Linked DNA regions of Homo sapiens: region 2 is linked to region 1. A link is a loop called in an ENCODE intact Hi-C map of the cell type or tissue named here. Cell type or tissue: dorsolateral prefrontal cortex. All regions are shown on one strand. Each heading gives the region's core, and the rest is flanking DNA. Links, peaks and the distances in the headings are about the cores only. Region 1 overlaps LINC01094 (long intergenic non-protein coding RNA 1094). Region 2 has its middle 56 kb from the start of LINC01094.

Evidence for each region. Hi-C counts contacts between places; a loop is a spot of excess contacts. Peaks named below come from ENCODE experiments on the same cell type or tissue, not always from the same donor. Only the 100,000 strongest peaks of a DNase experiment are listed, where the experiment ranks them.
Region 2: it touches region 1 in a loop (2.8-fold over the local background); 6 of 110 quality-filtered maps call a loop at or near these places.

What each region holds. Positions count from the first base shown.
Region 1 is chr4:78,648,009-78,656,947 of GRCh38, reverse strand. The region is part of intron 1 of LINC01094 (long intergenic non-protein coding RNA 1094); the gene reads right to left. It also overlaps the pseudogene HIGD1AP13. Among named protein-coding and RNA genes, the nearest start is that of LINC01094, 6.5 kb to the right of the region's middle. In dorsolateral prefrontal cortex, for the core only: no CTCF peak of the experiment used is centred there; a DNase peak (open chromatin) is centred at 4,387; H3K27ac peaks cover 5,633 bases.
Region 2 is chr4:78,697,685-78,706,623 of GRCh38, reverse strand. No RefSeq gene overlaps it. Among named protein-coding and RNA genes, the nearest start is that of LINC01094, 56 kb to the right of the region's middle. RefSeq lists an enhancer at 1-464. In dorsolateral prefrontal cortex, for the core only: no CTCF peak of the experiment used is centred there; no DNase peak of the experiment used is centred there; H3K27ac peaks cover 1,595 bases.

The DNA.
Region 1 (8,939 bases), core at 305-8,304:
TAACGAAGTCTAAATTTTCTTATTGAAATGACCTAAAAACAAACTTAGTCATATTATTATCATTCTAGGAGTATTCTATTGTACTAGAATTGCATTGAATCAAATACTGTTTGAAATAAATGGATAAATTTATTTCTGTTGCTAACATATAGAGATATCTCATAATGGTGTTGGTTAATAGTAATAGGTAACAATTAACACAATGCCCACAATACTTTATAGGTAACATCATTTAATCCTGACAAATATTTTTTTGCTTGTTTTTTTGAGACAGGGTCTCCCTTTGTCACCCAGGCTGGAGTGCAGTAACCTGATCATGGCTCACTGCAGCCTTGATTTTCCAGGCTCAAGAGATCCTCCTGCTTCAGCCTCCTGAGTAGCTCGGACTACATGCATGCCCCACCACACTTGCCTAGTTTTTTTTTTTTATTTTTAGTAGAAACAGGGTCCCACTATGTTGCCCAGACTGGTCTCTAACTCCTGAGCTCAAGTGATCCTCCCGAAGTGCTGGAATTACAGGCATGAACCACTGCATCTGGCCAAAAAATCTTAAAAGGTATATGATATTAACACTTTCAATTTATAGATGAAGTCTCTGAGGTTGTATGATTTGTTAAGGCTCAAGTTACGGGCCAATGTAGAATAGTTTATGACAATAGCTTCCCAGTCTTGACTCCAGAGCCTGGGTTCTCTGTGCCATTTGATCAATACATGACATGACATTCTACTGAGCACACCTCTGGCTCATTTCCATTTCCATTTGCTCTGTTTACCAGAATTGTTGCTATGTCCCTTTGCCAACCTTTGAAGAGAGAGGTAATGGGCAGCAAAATGCCCAGAATTAAGGAACAACCCAAGGAAGATGAAAGAATCCGAGATAATAAGGCCCAACGTCAAGTCAGTTATTACAGATTGTAAAATTCAAGTCCCTCATTAGAGTGAGTAAATTTTTGACCTCTAATTAAAAGTCTTGCTAAAAGAATTTTAGCAGGTTAGTGACAAAATCCTTGGACTAAGAAGAGAATGACCAGTAAGTTATTTTATGTACACTTATTTAATAATATAGCATTACTTTTTGAAGATTACTGTGTTAAGAGTCTAATGTAACAGCCTTATTATAACTTAGAATATTGATTTGAACATCAGCATAAAATAAGGCACCCCTGAATTTTTCCCAACCAAGAAAAATGTCCTTGTACTGTGGCCACAGGACGTGTATCTTTCCCTCCCTCCCTCCCTCCCTCCGTTCCTTCCTTCCTTCCCGTCTTTCTTTTCTTTTCTTTCTTTCTTTTTTTTTTTTTGGAATCTTTCTCTGTCACCCAGGCTGGAGTGCAGTGGCATGATCTTGGCTCACTGCAACCTCCGCCTCCTGGGTTCCAGCAATTCTCGTGACTCAGCCTCCCAAGTAGCTGGGATTACAGGCGCCCACCAATATGCCCAGCTAATTTTTGTATTTTTAGTAGAGACAGGGTTTCACTATGTTGCCCAGGCTGGTCTTGAACTCCTGGCCCCAGGTGATCCATCCACCTCAGCCTTCCAGAGTGCCGAGATAACAGGCGTGAGCCACCGCGCTCGGCCAGCATGTGTATCTTTCTAACGTAACTTACACTCTTGACACAGTAATCTTCAAAAAGACTGTCAGTTCTTTTGGCATTATTATTGCTATTTGACATTACTGTTATTATTCATATAATAACAATAACTTGGTGTGGTTAAGTTCTTTGTCTAAGGTCACATAACATAGTAGATATTTCAAATTTCTCCAAAATATTTCACCCAAAATTCATACTGTTTTCCAGTAAGGTCCAAATTGGATTAAATTTAAGTTTATGTCACTTTAATGCAGTTGTTTTTAAAGAAATAAAAACTTTGCATCAGAATCCAGAGCATATGTTTCTCATTTGGCTGCCATTCCTGCTTTGTGGCATGCAGAGTTCACTTCCCCAATCAGGACAGTTTTGGATGGCTGCTGCTCTTTCATAACCCAGCTGGTTTGTAATCCTCGTTAGGTTAGGGAATGAGCCCCTCAGACACTATTGCTCAGAATTCTTTAAAGTCTTAAGGCAGATTCTCTCTGGGTGCAGTAGCTGACACCCATGATGTGCTCTAACACTTGGGACAGTGGGGTGGAAGGATCACTTGAGCCCAGGAGTTTGAGACCAGCCTGGGAAACATAATCAGACCCCATCTCTAAAAAATAAAGAATAAAAAATTAGCTGGGCATAGTGGTATGCACCAGTAATTCCTGGGGGTCAGGGGTCAGGGGCTGAGGCTGAGGCAGGAAGATCTCTTTAGCCCACGAAGTCAAGTCTGCAGTGAGCTACAATCACACTGGTGCACTCTATCTAGCCTAGATGACAGAGTAAGACCCTGTCACACACACAAAAGGCAAACTCTAAATGAACAGAAAGACCTACATATACTTATATGGATGAAGGCAACACAGAACACCAAGAGGCTTCCACTCAGAGCACAATCATGTTGTTGGGAATTTGAGGGCAGATGTAGAAAGATACACATGCTGTGACCACAGTGCAAGGACACTTTTCTTTGTTGGTAAAAATTCAGGGATGCCTTATTTTATGCTGACGCTCAAATCAATATGCTTACTGGTAAATGCTCCTGGGCTAAGGCTGTTAGAAGATGGAACGCTGCTGTTAGCTTGCTTCCATACAGAATGGATTTCTAGACTTCCATAATTTTATTTGATTTGGATTAATGGGGCTTGAATATATTCATGTGATAAAACAACTGAAAATCATGTTGCTCTTTGTAGGATAAAATGAAATATAAATAGATTGTTAAAAAAATCCAGTTTATAATTTTGTTTTGAATCATATACTATTGTATACTATTATAGGAGAATGATAATATTCTTAAAACCAAAGGAATATGTAAAAGGTATGGAGAAAAATGTGTAATTGAGAACATTCTATCCATTAACATCTTTTTTCTGTAATATTTTGTGTGGAAAAGATAGCTAGTTGCCTAACCTTGATTCTTATCCCAGCAGAATAGCTCTCAAGACAAAAACTACATTTCCTAGTCACCCCTGTGGCTAACTGTGGCCACGTGACTAATCTCTGTCAAAGATATGAAAGCATAATTCCTAGATAAAACGTTTAGAAGGGCTACTTAACACAATTTTACTCAGCTGGGGGTGATACTTTCTGCATCTCCTTCTTATTTTGGCTTGCAATGCAGGTGTGATAACTGGAGCTTCAGCAGCCCAGAGATGACCTTAATAATAAAAGCCATGTGTTAAGATAATAGAGAAAAGAGCCTGGGGGTCCCAGATGATATTATGGAGTGGCCATAGCTAGATAGTTTCTCTTCCAACTCCTTTTATCTGAGAAAAGAAACCCCCAAATTCCAGCTTGCTTTAGGCTTTGGTAGTTTGCTTTTTTTTTTTTTTTAAATGTGCAGCAAAACCTAATCCTGATATATTAGCAATAAAATCCTCTACTCCCAGTCCTAGCATTGAATTTCAGAACCCAAACACCTAAAACTACTGATAATCAGTATAAGAGTATAATTTGAGAACCATGAGTTTGGTTCTTGTCTGTGGATTTTCACTGAAAAAATTATAAAAATAATTATTGAAACTAACTTCTATTTTTATCGTTGTAAGTCTTGCTTTCACTGAAAAAAAGAAAAGAATAGGTAAGTGGCACTGGATCTCATTTGCATTTTCTTTCTCTGTCTCTGTCTGTCTCTCTCTCTGTCTCTCTCTGCCTCTCTCTCTCTCTGCCTCTCTCCCCAAGTAATATTCAGCAATGATGTAAGTTTTGTTCTGGTCAAAGTATTTATTTACTTATTTTTCGCATATCTATCTAACACTTTAAGTTCATTAAGTATACCCACATAATTATCTCTTATGATTCTCATAATAGATCCATGAAGTAGGCAAGACAAACATATTTCCATTTCTACCAAAGTGGAAACTGGGTTTTCATCCTCATTACATCAATTTGAGGCAGATGGGACTATTATCTCTAACATACATAAAGCAGAATCATGAAATGATCACATCATTTCACCCAGTGCCTTGAATACAAGCTGGCATTCAATACATACTTGCTGGATGCCTGGTTGAGTGCCTGGGTAAGTGAGTGAATAAGGAAAATGATGCAGGGAAATTAAAGGAGGTATCAGAGTCACAACATTGGAATTAAAATGAGGGGTTTTCACTTCTATTCTAGTTCTTTTTTCATTAATTATACCGTGTTGCCTCTCCCTAGAAATTCATTCTTCAATTTGCTGAGTTGTCCATTTGAGTGTACTGTGAGTGGAAGGCAGTTTTCAGATGGTCATCAATGGTGAACTTCAGCTGATGTCCCAGCACAACATTGTACACACCACAAAACAGTTTGCTTCCACTGGCAGCTCTCCCAATCCTCACATATTAATGCTTTGCCAACAGCTATTGTCTTTGACAAGTGACTGTGCTGGCAACATAGCATTTCCTTAAACAAAGCCCTTCACATGGATAGCCAGCAAGGAGTCCCATTTCTAGCTTTGCCTGATACCCTCACACAGCTAGAGTATTTGTTTTACTTGGGAAAATGTTCCAGGAGGCTCTGTGCTTGTGGTAATTGTTGTGGTTTAACAACAGTTTAAAGATTTGAACTAGGAAACATAACAGCCCCAGTGGATCCTAACATTTAGAACATTTTCTTTCTTCTGAAGGAGCTAAGAAATAAACAAGAGCCAGAAAAATCTGAAATTATCACCCTGGGTTATTCTAAGATGTGTGTCTGAAGTGAATTTACATTTTTTTTTTTTTTTGGCAGACAACTGAGACAAATATTAAATGATTTCTCCTAAGTCACCTAATTTGTCAAGCTATTAGCTATAAAGTCTAAGTCAGGGTGTTCAAGGCTTCCCTGGGCCACATTGGAAGAAAAATTGTCTTGGGCCACACATAAAATACACTAACACCAATGATAGCTGATGAGCTTAAAAAAAATCGCAAAACAATCTCATAATGTTTAAGAAAGTTTACAGATTTGTTCTAGGCCATATTCAAAGATGTCCTGGACCACATGCAGTCTGTGGGCCGTGGGTTGGACAAGCTTGGTCTAGGTCCTATACTACTCAGTTAGCTAGTGGATGGAATTCTAAGCCTGCCATTTGCTGGCTGTGCAAAATTGGAGAAATTAATATTTCTCTCTGAACCTCAGTTTGATTTTTTTTTGTTTTTTGAGACAAGGTCTTGCTCTGTCACCCAGGCTGGAGTGCTGTGGCACAATCATGACTCACTGCAGCCTTGATTTCTTAGGCTCAAGTGATCCTCCCAGATCAGCGTCTTGAGTAGCTGAGATTACAGGTGTGTGTCACCATGCCCAGATAAATTTTTAATTTTTTGTAGAGAGAGAGTCTTGCTGTGTTGCCTATGCTGGTCTCAAAATCCTGGGCTCAAGCCGTCCTCTTGCCTTGGCCTCCCAAAGTGCTGAGATTACCAGCATGAGTCATTTCACCAGGCCCGAACCTCAATTTGTATATATTCATAGCTGGAATAATGTTTCTTGACTCAAAAGTTGTCAAAAGTTTAAATGAGATGTAAGGGGTTTAGAAATTTAGAAGTCACTCGATTCCATGTTAGTTTCTTTCCTTCCCCCACTAAATCTATTTCTAGAACCCCTTGCCATATTTTGTGACCAAGGAGAAGCACTGAGAAATCCAAAATAAGCTTTATCAAAGCATTCTAATTTGCTTTAGTATAGACAAGTTTAAAATTTCCCATAACATGTATAATTCACAAAAATACCTAAGAGGATCTAGAAAACAATTGGCCTGGTTTACTTCACCTGTGATAATTCTGGTTCTTTGGTGTATTATACTTTTGGCCAGGATTCTGTAATAGGACTCAGAAAATTGAGTGAAAACATCTTGGTGCCAATGACTTTCTCACAATCTGGACCCAAAAGTCCTTACCTATCTATGCCTTTTCATAGCATGCCCATACTTTATTCAGCAAGTGTATTTGAAGCACCAAGTATGTGCCAGGCACTATCTAGGTGCTAAGTATACAGCAATGATCAAAATAGATAAAAGAACTGTCTGTCAGTAGGGGCAGACAGACAATAAACCAAATAAGTGAGGTCTGTTGGTGAGTGATAAGCATGATGGAGAAAAATAAGGTAGAAAGAGAGACATGGAGTGTTGGGGGCAGGAGTTTGCAATTAAACATGGTAGGAAAGTCGCATGAGAAGATGAACAAGTAAAGACATAAAGGAGGTAGGAAATGAGCTCTGCAGAAATCTGGAAGAGCAGAAAGCATGGGAAGTACATAGACCCTGAGGCAGGAAAGTGCCTGGCATATTTATAGAACAGTAAGAAGGCCAGTGTGGCTGCAGCAGAGACAAACAAAGGAGAAAATAGCAGGACATGAAGTGAGATGGGTAAGGAGATGGGGAGGGGGCAGATTGTGTATGGCCATTATAAGGACTTTGTATTTTACTCTGAGTGAAATGGAAGTATTTGGTAGGTTTGAGAAATGACATGATCTGACCTATGTTTTAAAAGAACTATTTCAACCGCTGGGTTGTGAAATAGGCTGAAAAGCAGTGAGATCAGCAAGGAGATGGTTGCAGTATCCAGTGAGACATGATGCAAATATTTGCTGATGGATGGGATGTGGGGTGTGAGAGACAGAGATAAATCAAAAAGGACTCCAAGTTTTTTGGCATGAGAAAGTAAAAAGATGGCGTTGCCTTCAACTTATGTGCACAAGACTACAGGAAAAACAGGTTTGGAGGCAGATCAGCAGTCTGGTATTGGACATACACATTTGAGATGATTATTAGTCATCCAAAGAGAGATGTCATGTAGGAAATTAGATATCAAGTCAAGACACACGGGAGAAATCTGGGCTGGAGATATGAAAATGTGAGTGTTGTCAACCTATACATGGTATTGAAAGAAAAGAAGACAGATATTTATGTGCATAGAGACAGGCAAGTGGGTAAGAGGTGGTGGAGGGAGCTTGTGGAAGGTCTCTACTGCATGCTTCAATTTTCCCAGTGGAATGAGAAGCCAGGTTATCCATAGGGAGTTTCTAGTTAAGGGACAGGAGGAATGGCACACGCCTAGCTGTAGAGTAAGAGTGATTCCCAGTAATAACTGCCAGACTACTAGTCTTTATCTGGCCTAAGTTTCCCAGACTCTGGAAGTCTAGGGCTCATTCTGTCAGTGTCTCTCTTTGGTCCACCATCCCAGGCTTCAGTTTTTCTCACCTGTATCTTTGTGGTAGGGTAAACATACAACGTGGCTCTTTCCTAAACAGGGACTTTAGTATCCTGGCTCAGAGAACCTGCTCTTCCAAGTCATTTGAATGTAGCGTGCCTGGAAAGAAGAAGAAGGAACCATAGAGTTCAACAGCTTCAAACCTTGCTCCATGTTTTTTTACGTGAATCCTAGGGAAACAATTTTATTTGTGGTAAAAGATTTATATGTACAGATGTCCATAAGTGTTATTTATAATTTAAAAATGTGGAAACACTCTAAGCATCCCAAGAAGGGGAACTTTTAAATAAATTGTCATACACCTGTAAGATAAAATATTATATAAGCATTAAAAGCAATGTTTACAACAATGCTTAATAACATGGCAAATGACTATAATATGTTAGATAAAAAATTAATATAGAGGTCAGTTGGATTGTGAGAGATTTTCTCACTCTAGGAAGATTCTTCAATCACTATGTCAACAGACACAGATGTTTCCCTTTCTTCCTATGATAAAGATCAAGGATCCAAACTTGTTCGAAAAGTTGAAGAGCCACCATTTGTTCTCACTGGAATGGCAGGCTTTCCAGCAATTGTTCCATAAGGATTATACAAATGGAAGAGCAGAGGAAATGCTAAAAGGTCCCTTCTCCTGATCCACATGTGTTGTAGAAGCAATGACTGTTGGTATGGGCTGTTCTGTGTATTAGGAATTCTGGGCAAAGCCTAAGCCTTGGAAGGAGGATGCTGTCTTGATCTTGTAAGAGGACCTTACTTTAGTTAGACATCTCATTATTGAGGTTACATGTTTATGTTGGAAATAAATTATTTGAGTGGGTTCAGACGATAACACGGTATTTTGAATACTGGCTTCCTTTCTTGCATGCTTGATTTGCCTGGTGACCAAATTACTAGTGACTAGTTCACTAACTAGGTCATTCAGGGAAGTCAAGTTAACACAAAGGAAACATGTCACCTAATTCCACTTGATGATGTTAAAACTTTAAAACCACCTTCTTAGACTGTAAAGATTAAATTAGGACCGGGTGTGGTGGCTCATTCCTGTAATCCCAGCACTTTGAGAGGCCAAGGCGGGTGGATCACTAGAGGCCAGGAGTTTGAGACCAGCCTGGCCAACATAGCAAAACCCTGTCTCTACCAAAAATACATACACACACACACACACACACACACACACACACACACACACACACACAATTAGCTGAGGGTGGTGACACATGCCTGTAATCCCAGCTCCTTGGGAGACTGAGCCATGAGAATCACCGGAACCTGGGAGGCGGAGGTTGCAGTTACTGTACTCCAGCCTGGGTGATAGAGGGAGACAGAAAAGAAAGATGAAAGAAGGGAAGAAAGAAAGAAAGAAAGAAAGAGAGAGAGAGAGGGAGGGAGGGAGGGAGGAAGGAAGGAAGGAAGGAAGGAAGGAAGGAAGGAAGGGAGAAAGAAAGAAGAAAAAAGAAAAGAAACAGAAAAGAAAAGAAAGGAAAAGAAAAGAAAAGAAAAGAAAGAAGAAATTAGTTCTAAAGAAGATAGCTGGCGATCCCTGAAGTATTCCCAGTTTGCTGAAGAATTTCACATGCTTTGTATGTTATATAGGAGTCTTATCTGCCCTGGTTAATCTAACTTTTCTTCTTCCTGTCTTGTGAACTGGCTGTCTCTATTAGAACTTTTCTGAAACGTGCATGGAATAC
Region 2 (8,939 bases), core at 272-8,271, 50 kb before region 1:
TTATTTTAAGTACATTGCTGTGGTAAGGCTTTTCCAGGGGGGTGACATTCCTTTTGACACTTTACTTTCTTCTCAAGTCTTTCAAGGTGTTGGTGACTCATTTCTGAGCCTGTCGTCTTATATTACCCTTCTTACCTATACCTTATGTCAACACATCCCGCACTGCCTCGCTTTGCATATCCATCCTACTTTCTTATGCTTGCCACACTCTCGACTTCTTCCTGATGATCCCCTATTATCTCCCAAATCACTCCCAAAGTTTCTTTAAACATCTTAGACTGGCCACCAAAAAATTTGCACGTGGGTGCTTAGCACATCCTTTTCAGTGATTTTTAATATTATTCATGTGCCTTGGAAATTGCTGTTTTAGAAATAATTCTACTATAACCCAGAGGTTTTCAGACTTCTGGTATTTAGGGGATAACATACCCTACAAGAGTATATTAAAAGGCTGTAAGGCCTTTTAAGGGTCTTTTAAAGGCTTTGAGGCCAGTCCCTCTCCTAGCTCCTTCAACTCAGCCTTGCAAATGCTGTTTATACTTATAAAAATATCAATTCAATAGAGCTTTGCCTTAATACACAGCCATTGTGGTGGCTATGAAATACCCACTTTATTCTGAGCAACATACATTGAAATCTGGAGTGGAAGTGACCCTTAAAAAAAATCCTATCCATTTTTAGTGTGACTCACATTTTGAATGAAACCCAGACCACCTGTTGTTTATTCTCTACCATTTGGAACTCTACCTTCATTTCTGTGTTTCTTCCAGAGGACATGGAACAGGGATTTCCACATAGTCTTCCATTAAATAAATAAATCCAATAGTGGAGTGGGTCCTGGGAGTTTCATTAAACTACATGCAAAGGCTGAATTTCTGCATTTCTTGGCCAGGACTTTGAGATTGTACACCATCTATAGCATGTGACCGTGCTTAGCACAGTACCTGGACTATAATTGTGACTGAATGTATCAATAGATAAAAAGAGAAGGGCAATGTCTGGTAATCAAATATTCACAAGCTCTTCAAAACAATTTGATTCTGTTACATGTATCATTTGGAAACTGTCTATGTCAGCTTTTAAGGTGCTTTTATTTTAATAATGCAAAGTAGTTTTTATTAGAACAGTAAACAGGAAACTGTATTATCTGCACAGACTCAGTGGCCTACAAAAAGAGGACTTTGCACTCTAATTAAGAACAAAGCACCCAATTACATCAGATTGAACTTCAGAATCACCTCTTTGTTTTTGTTTCATCTTGTAATGCTGAACAAGGATTCAGAGGGAGTGGGTCAGGCAAAGAAGCTATTTGAGGATTTAATTAAAGGATTGCGTCTCATGTCCGCTTTAGGAGCTGCTCAGGTGAAGCAGAAGGATGGTAGCATTGAGGAGGTTGAGAAGCTAGTTGCCAGTTTTGCAGGCTCTGAGATTTCATTCTGTCAGTTTGCCAAGGAATGAGCTGTCAGGCTCTGTCTACTTCACAGCTTCTCCCCCTGGGTCTGTGCCTTCTGATTCTAGCTTCAGGCTTAGCCTCACCCAGACTGTATGGCTCATCTAGCCTCATCGTTTGAGAACTTGTTAGAAATGCAGAATCTCAAGCCCCACCCAAACTTTCTGTGTCAGAATCTACATTTTAGCAAGATCACATGTCTGCATATTAAGCTTTGACAAGCATGATTCCATGGGGCTCTAGCCCAGCACAAAACAGCATGGTTATCAAACTTTAGTGAGCTTCAAAATCATTGACAAATATAAGAAAATGAAAAGACCTGGTCTCCTACTCCAGGGATTTTGATCCAGAGAGTCTAAGATGGGGCCTTGGAATCTGCCCTTTCTTGGGTATATGCTGCTGGTCTAGTTCCAACAGTTGGGTTTCTGCATGCTTTTGTGTCTTTATCCCGGTTCTATTAATTAGCACCATTGTGTCTTGTTCTTTGCTTAAGAACTGTTTCCAGTGTTGGTTTCAGAATTTCTATGCAGAAAGATCTTAGTACAGTAATCCAGTTTGATAAAGGAAGCTTGAAGCTGTTTTTGTCTAACACTTATTTATTTATTTATTTATTTATTTATTTATTTATTTATTTCACTCTGTCACCCAGGTCTCACTCTGTCACCCAGGCTGTCACCCAGGTCTCACTATTTATTTATTTATTTATTTATTTATTTATTTATTTATTTCACTCTGTCACCCACATCTCACTGTCACCCAGGCTGGAGTGCAGTGGGACAAATCTTGGCTTACTGCAACCTCCACCTCCTAGGTTCAAGGAATCTTCCCACCTTAGCCTCCCAAGTACTTAGAACTGCAGGTGCACACCACCACACCAGGCTAATTTTTGAATTTTTTTGTAGAGACAGGGTTTCACCATGTTGCCCAGGCTGGTCTCACTGTCCAGGGCTCAATGAATCCTCCGGCCTCAGCCTCCCAAAGTGCTGACTTTGTGGGCTACTGCACCCGGCCTTGAGTAAAAGTCTTAACAGAATGTATCCATTAGGAAGAGTAATTTCCCAGTGGAACTGGGGGTGCTAGAATAGACGCCTGGAAGCCAAAAAGCAATGAATGTCTGCCACACCTATTTAGTGTGTAAATAGTGGGTCAAGTCTTGCTACCCAATGGTGCAGTTCTATTGCTTTTCAGATTTTATGGAAATGCCTTTGCAAAAATTATAACAGTGAGAAAATTATGACAGTGAAAGAAATCTGACCTAACTAACTTTATCTTGCCTTTAGCCTTCAAACTTCCCTTAGTCATTCCTGGGCATGGACCAAGCTAACTGTGGGAGAAATTTAGTTTATTGTTTAACCTTAAAGCAAGGATGATAATAGCCCTTCCTCAAACTACCCCCTCCTTAGTTGGGGACCAAAACTGCCTTTGTAAAAGTAATGAAAGCCCACAATATTAGGATTATGAAAGGGACCTGAATTCTGCTAAGATGTAGACATAGTTAAATGAGAATCAGCCATTGTTCTGGAGGTCACAAGATTTATAACTTCCTCAATTACTCCTATAAATAACATCACTATTATAGAACCTAAGATGGCCATTTGAGATGTCTTTTCAGACTTTTGCATTTCCGAGGACCAGATGATTCCACCTGAACCTGCAATTCTTAACTCAACTGGTCCTGTGGCCCCCACCCAGAAGAAGACTCAGCACACAAGTACTGTTTTCCACACCCCTATGGTTTTATCTCCAACCAATTAGCAGCACCAATTCCCTAGCCACTTGCCTGCCAAAAATTATCCTTAAAAAACCCCAAATATGGGGGGAGGCTGATTTGAGTAATTATGAAACTCAAGTCTCCCATTTAGCTGGCACTATGTGTATTAAACTCTTTCTCTATTGCAATTCCCCTGTCTTGATAAATTGGCTCTATCTGGGTAGCAGACAAAATAAACCCATTAGGCAGCTATAAATTTGGGGCTTGTCCATGATAGCCTTTGTAGGTACTTGCCTGTGGTTCAGCAGCCTCTCACTGGCAATGGATTCAGAGGCCAGCCCAAATGGCCACTTAGTTTTCTTGGACTAAGGACTACCCCTGGCACCATCTCTTCTAGTAGGGTGCTATTTACCCATAATGCATGGATCTAATTGCAATGGAGAAATATTTCCTGAAAGACATCCAGTATTTCAGGTGCTGCCAACATCCCCTTCCTTCTCCTGATCTGTTGGCCTCTCTAGAGGCACTGTTGTCCCATCATGGGAACTATCCGGCTCTCCCTAGATTGTAGGAAGAATCTCGGTTTCGGGAGATCTCTCCCCTGTTGGATGGAGCATAGGAGACCTGTTTGGAAGAATGCTCTTCCGGTTTGAAGAACGAATCTGGTCTGGAATCTTGGTTTAAAAATTCTTCTGTTTGTCTTTAGTTCACTGTGTGTGTTTATATATGTGCAGAAAATCTCTAAAGGAATGGCTGATGGAAGTCCAGCCGGCTCTCCTGTTTTGTCTGACCAGTCACATTCAGTAAGCCCTGAAGGAAGTGTTAGAGGGAGCTCAGCAGGTCTAACTCAGGGTGACCATCTGCCCTTCCATCCTGCCCTTCCATCCTGCCCTGAGACCACCTGTTAAAATTCCCAGTCAGAGGTGATCCCTCCCCATCTTGAGTGGATGAACGGGCACAAATTTGAGCCTTGCCAGGTCCATACTTGGGCACTGAGTGGGATATCTAGTGTCTGTGTTCTGTCACGTGTATTTCACTCTGGCCAGAATTGGAAATGTTAATTTGGTTCCCCCATGTAGCCTGTTGGGTGGCAACTTGCAAAATTGAGAAGCTTTTGCCTATGGTTCCGTGAAATGAAAAAGGACAATTTTTTTTTTTTTGAGACAGAGTCTTACTCTGTCACCCAGGCTGGAGTGCAGTGGTACAATCTCAGCTCTTGCAACATCTGCCTTTCAGGTTCAAGTGATTCTCCTCCCTCAGCCTCCTGAGTAGCTGAGATTACAGGCACCCGCCACCACACTCAGCTAATTTTAGAATTTTTAGTAGAGACGGGGTTTCTGCATGTTGGTCAGGCTGGTCTCGAACTCCCAGTCTTCAGTGATCCACCTGTCTTGGCCTTCCAAAGTGCTGGGATTACAGACATGAGCTATCACGCCCAGCCCGGATGATTTTCTTTTGTAATGCGGCCCCCATAGCTATGGTGCAGCAAGCAGGATCATCAAAAGCTGCTTCACTCTTCTGGAAGTCACAGAGAGAGGAAACCCAGAAACCTGACAAGCTGACAAAAGGGTAAGAGTTTCTTACCAGCCAGGCTTCTGGTCTCTCCATTTGTGTAAACTGGTTGAGTGAATGGTAAAAGTTACTGTTTTTCTCCTTCGCAAAGTTTTGATTAATAGGATAAAGGATTTGTGTGACTAGTCTTTTCATCTTTTCTGTGTTGTTCTGTCGTGGAGAGGGGTACCATAGTGTAGAATGTGGGCTTAGAACCCCTATAAGCCTGCTGTTGGAGCCAGCCCTGCAGACTGGTCAGTTACATACTTTGCTGTGGATCTCCAAAACAAAAACCAGATGAGGTTTTCCTTTCATCTTGTTTTATGTCCTTGAGAACTTGACTTTGTGATCATGTGGAGGTACTCTCTCTTGGTCTCTGCCATCCAGACGGTGGGAATTTTTGGTTTTATGACATGCAGCAATTCTAAAAGGACACATGATAATATCATGGCTAGCCTTAGGAATACCCTTGAACAGTTAAAATCTTTTGCAAACTCAAAACTACCTGCTCTAGATTGCTTCTGGGAAAAATAATAGCAACTGCCTCATGGCTGTAGCTCAGTAACTAAGGTTTTGCCCTTTTGCTACAGCAGCCTCGGTTCAATTCTCAGCTCAGGAAATAGGCCCTTTCTGGTTTGATATTTGTGTGACTTTTGCAATGTGTTGATTCTTTACCCTTCCATGAACAACTTCTAACTTTCTGTCTTGAATGTTCTTTTCTCAGAGCCACCTTTGGGGGGAAAACTGTGAAAACTGCTTGCCACCTCTTTAAGAATACCTCTGACACCCATGGTGAAATCATAACCTTAGTTAAGGCTTATCAGTTTCACATGGGAGGTTACTTTAGGTAAAAAACAGAAATATTGGCTGTTTGTCCTGGCTAAAATCTAATGATGAAAGATTTAAAAGCGTTTTCTATTGAGAGCCCTATAGCTGAAAATTGTCTTAATAAAGGCTAATATTTGGGCTATATGTGTCTAGATATTGTTTAAAAGCCCCTGCTCTCCCTCTGTAAAAACTTCTCAGTCAACAGAATTCTGATTGTTTGTCATTTACTCCTGTCTGTACCCCCTTCCTCTTGTATCTAATCTTTTTGATTTTTTTTTTTTTTTTGAGTTGGAGTCTCACTCTGTCACTCAGGCTGGAGTGCAGTGGGGCAATCTCAGCTCACTGCAACCTCTGCCTCCCGGGTTCAAGCAATTCTCTTGCCTCAGCCTCCTGAGTATCTGAGACTACAGGTGTGTGCCACCACACCTGGCTAATTTTTTGTATTTTTGGTAGAGACAGGGTTTCACCATGTTAGCCAGGATGGCCTTGATCTCCTGATCTCGTGATCCACCTGCCTCAGCCCCTCAAAGTGTTCAGGTGTGAGCCACCTTGCCCGGCCATCTTTTTGAATTTTTGGAGGAACTAGAAATTACTTTGAATTATAAAACATTTTAATCTAGATATGTAATAGCTAGATAAGAGCCATACTTTTAAAAATGGCTAATGGTAATTGCTTACAATGAATAATTATTACTACGGGGCGATATTCCTTTCTTTGCACATGTAAATAAGAAAAGTATGCTCTTACACAGCAAAAAGGTATAGAATAGAAAATGGACTGATTACAGAGTGGGCTAACTGGTACTGGATTGTCCAGCAGCCTTGGGAAAATGTCCTTATAATAAAATTCACTATGGAAGTATTGCATTCTCATCCTATAGTGTTTCCCTCTTTTGGGGACCCAGGATTCAGTGTAAAAATGAGATCCTTGAATTTGGGGATCTATTTTGCCTTCCAGCCATGCTTGCTTATTAGGCCCTAGGATCTGCATGCTTTCCTATCCCTATTCCTTAAGAGTCTCCACCCTAAAGCCAAAATCCAATGAAGAAATTTACATCTTTAAGGAAATCTCCATATGTCAGAGTGTCTACTTTTCCTGGACATCTTGAGTAAACTTTACCCACACAATTTTCCCTTGGTTTAAATAAAATATTAATTCTCCATTTTGTTTCATCTAAGAATTATCCCTTTAAAAACATAAATTTGGAACTGCCTGGCTGACACTTTTTAGGTCAGCAACAGGTAATCAAGAGACTGAGGGTTTAAAATTAAAAAAAAAAAAAAACTTTAAAACTGGTAAATGGAAATCTCATAACTTATAGGCAGCGCAGACACATGTGCTTCTGTTAATGTATCTATATTTGTCATGTGAGTGATGTTTCACTACAAAAACATATAAAAGAACTCTAAGTAATTAGCTTTAAAAAATAAGCACCTAGAGCTGGGCGCAGCGGCTCATGCCTGTAATTCCAGCACTTTGGGAGGCTGAGTTGAGTCGATCATGAGGTCAGGAGTTCAAGACCAGCCTGGCCAACATGGTAAAACCCCATCACTACTAAAAATACAAAAATTAGCCAGGCATGGTGGTGCGTGCCTATAATCCCAGCTACTTGGGAGGCTGAGGCAGGAGGATCTCTTGAACCCAGGAGGTGGAGGTTGCAGTAAGCCAAGACTGCACCACTGCACTCCAGCCTGGGGACAGAACGAGACTCTGTCAAAAAAAAAAAAAAAAAAAAAAAGCACTTAAATCAGATGTTTTGTTAAAAAAAAAAAAAACTTCAATGTGTTTTAGTTCATGTGACTCTAATAATCCTTTAAAAATACAGTTTTTAAAAAGTCTTCAAAATTTAGACATTTGTTCATTAGTTCTGTCCTGTGTCCTAGGCTCTACACCTGGTACGTAATTAAACTTGCTTTCACTAAAAACAAAAGTCATGTGTTCTTAATAAAGAGACATGGAAACTGGGCATGATGGCTCATGCCTGTAATCCTGACACTTTGGGAGGCAAAGGCAGAAGGATCACTTGAACTTAGGAGTTCAAGACCAGCCTGGGTAACAGAGTGAGACCCTGTCTCTACAAAATAATACAGAATTAGCCAGGCCTAGTGGCTCAGGCCTATAGCCCCAGCTACTCAGGAGGCTGAGGCAGGAGGATCGCTTGAGCCAGGGTGGTCAAGGTTGCAGTGAACTATCATCAGGTTACTGTACTGCAGCCTGAGCAATAGCATGAGACCCATCACACACACACACACACACACACACACACACACACACCCCACCACCACCACCACCAGCACCACCACCACCACCAACAACAACAACAAGAACGACAACAAAACAAAAATAAAAAGAGACGGAAATGTGATTATTTATTTATTTATTTTTGAGACACAGTCTCACTTCATCAGCTAGGCTGGAGTGCAGTGGCACTATCTTGGCTCATTGCAACCTCCACCTCCCAAGCTCAAGCGATTCTTGTGCCTCAACCTCCTGAATAGCTGGAATTACAGGCACATGCCACCACGCTCAGCTAATTTTTGTATTTTTAGTAGAGGCAGGGTTTCACCATATTGGCCAGACTGGTCTCAAACTCCTGACATCAGGTAATCTACTCACCTCAGCCTCCAAAAGTGCTGGGATTACAGGCTTGAGACACTGCCCCTGGCCGAAGTGTGATTTTTTTTACCAAAAATAATTTTGACTAGTTTAAAGAGTTTAAGGATTAAGTTTTAAAAAGATAAAACTAAATTTTTTAAACATATTATAAAAGGCTCATAAAAACTGATCTCATAAAAAAATTCTATCAGTGTGAGCAAATTGGCAAAAATTTAAAGGGGGTTATTTAATTTTTCTATAAATTAAACATTAATATGAAAACCACACTGATGTGGGGCCAGAGTCTGCACTCCTGTGTCTAAATAACAGGGTTTTCATTAAGCATTAATCTACTCCTTAATAAAATAATTATAAAGGATTAAAAGAATTTATAGGTATCTTACCTTATGGTCAAACTAATTAAAATTAGATTTGTTTATATGATTTTATTAAAAAATAGCTTTAAAATTAATGATATACAAAGATGGAATTTGGTTTACTCTTTTTAAAAAATTTTTTTGTGTAATATTGAGAGACAATGAAAATTTTTATTTGCCTTGTAGATAAACTGCAGGAAAAAAAGGAGAGAAGAAAAAAGAGAGATTCACTTGGCTTCATAATGTCTTCATTGGGTCTTGTTTGGAAACCTGAGCTTCTTATTAGAGTAAGGGTTCTTGCCTTTAAAAGTTTTTTGAGCCAGGTGCAGTGGCTCATGCCTTTAATCCTAGCACTTTGGGAGGCCAGGGTAGGTGGATTGCCTGAGCTCAGGAGTTTGAGACCAGTCTGGCCAATATGGTAAAATC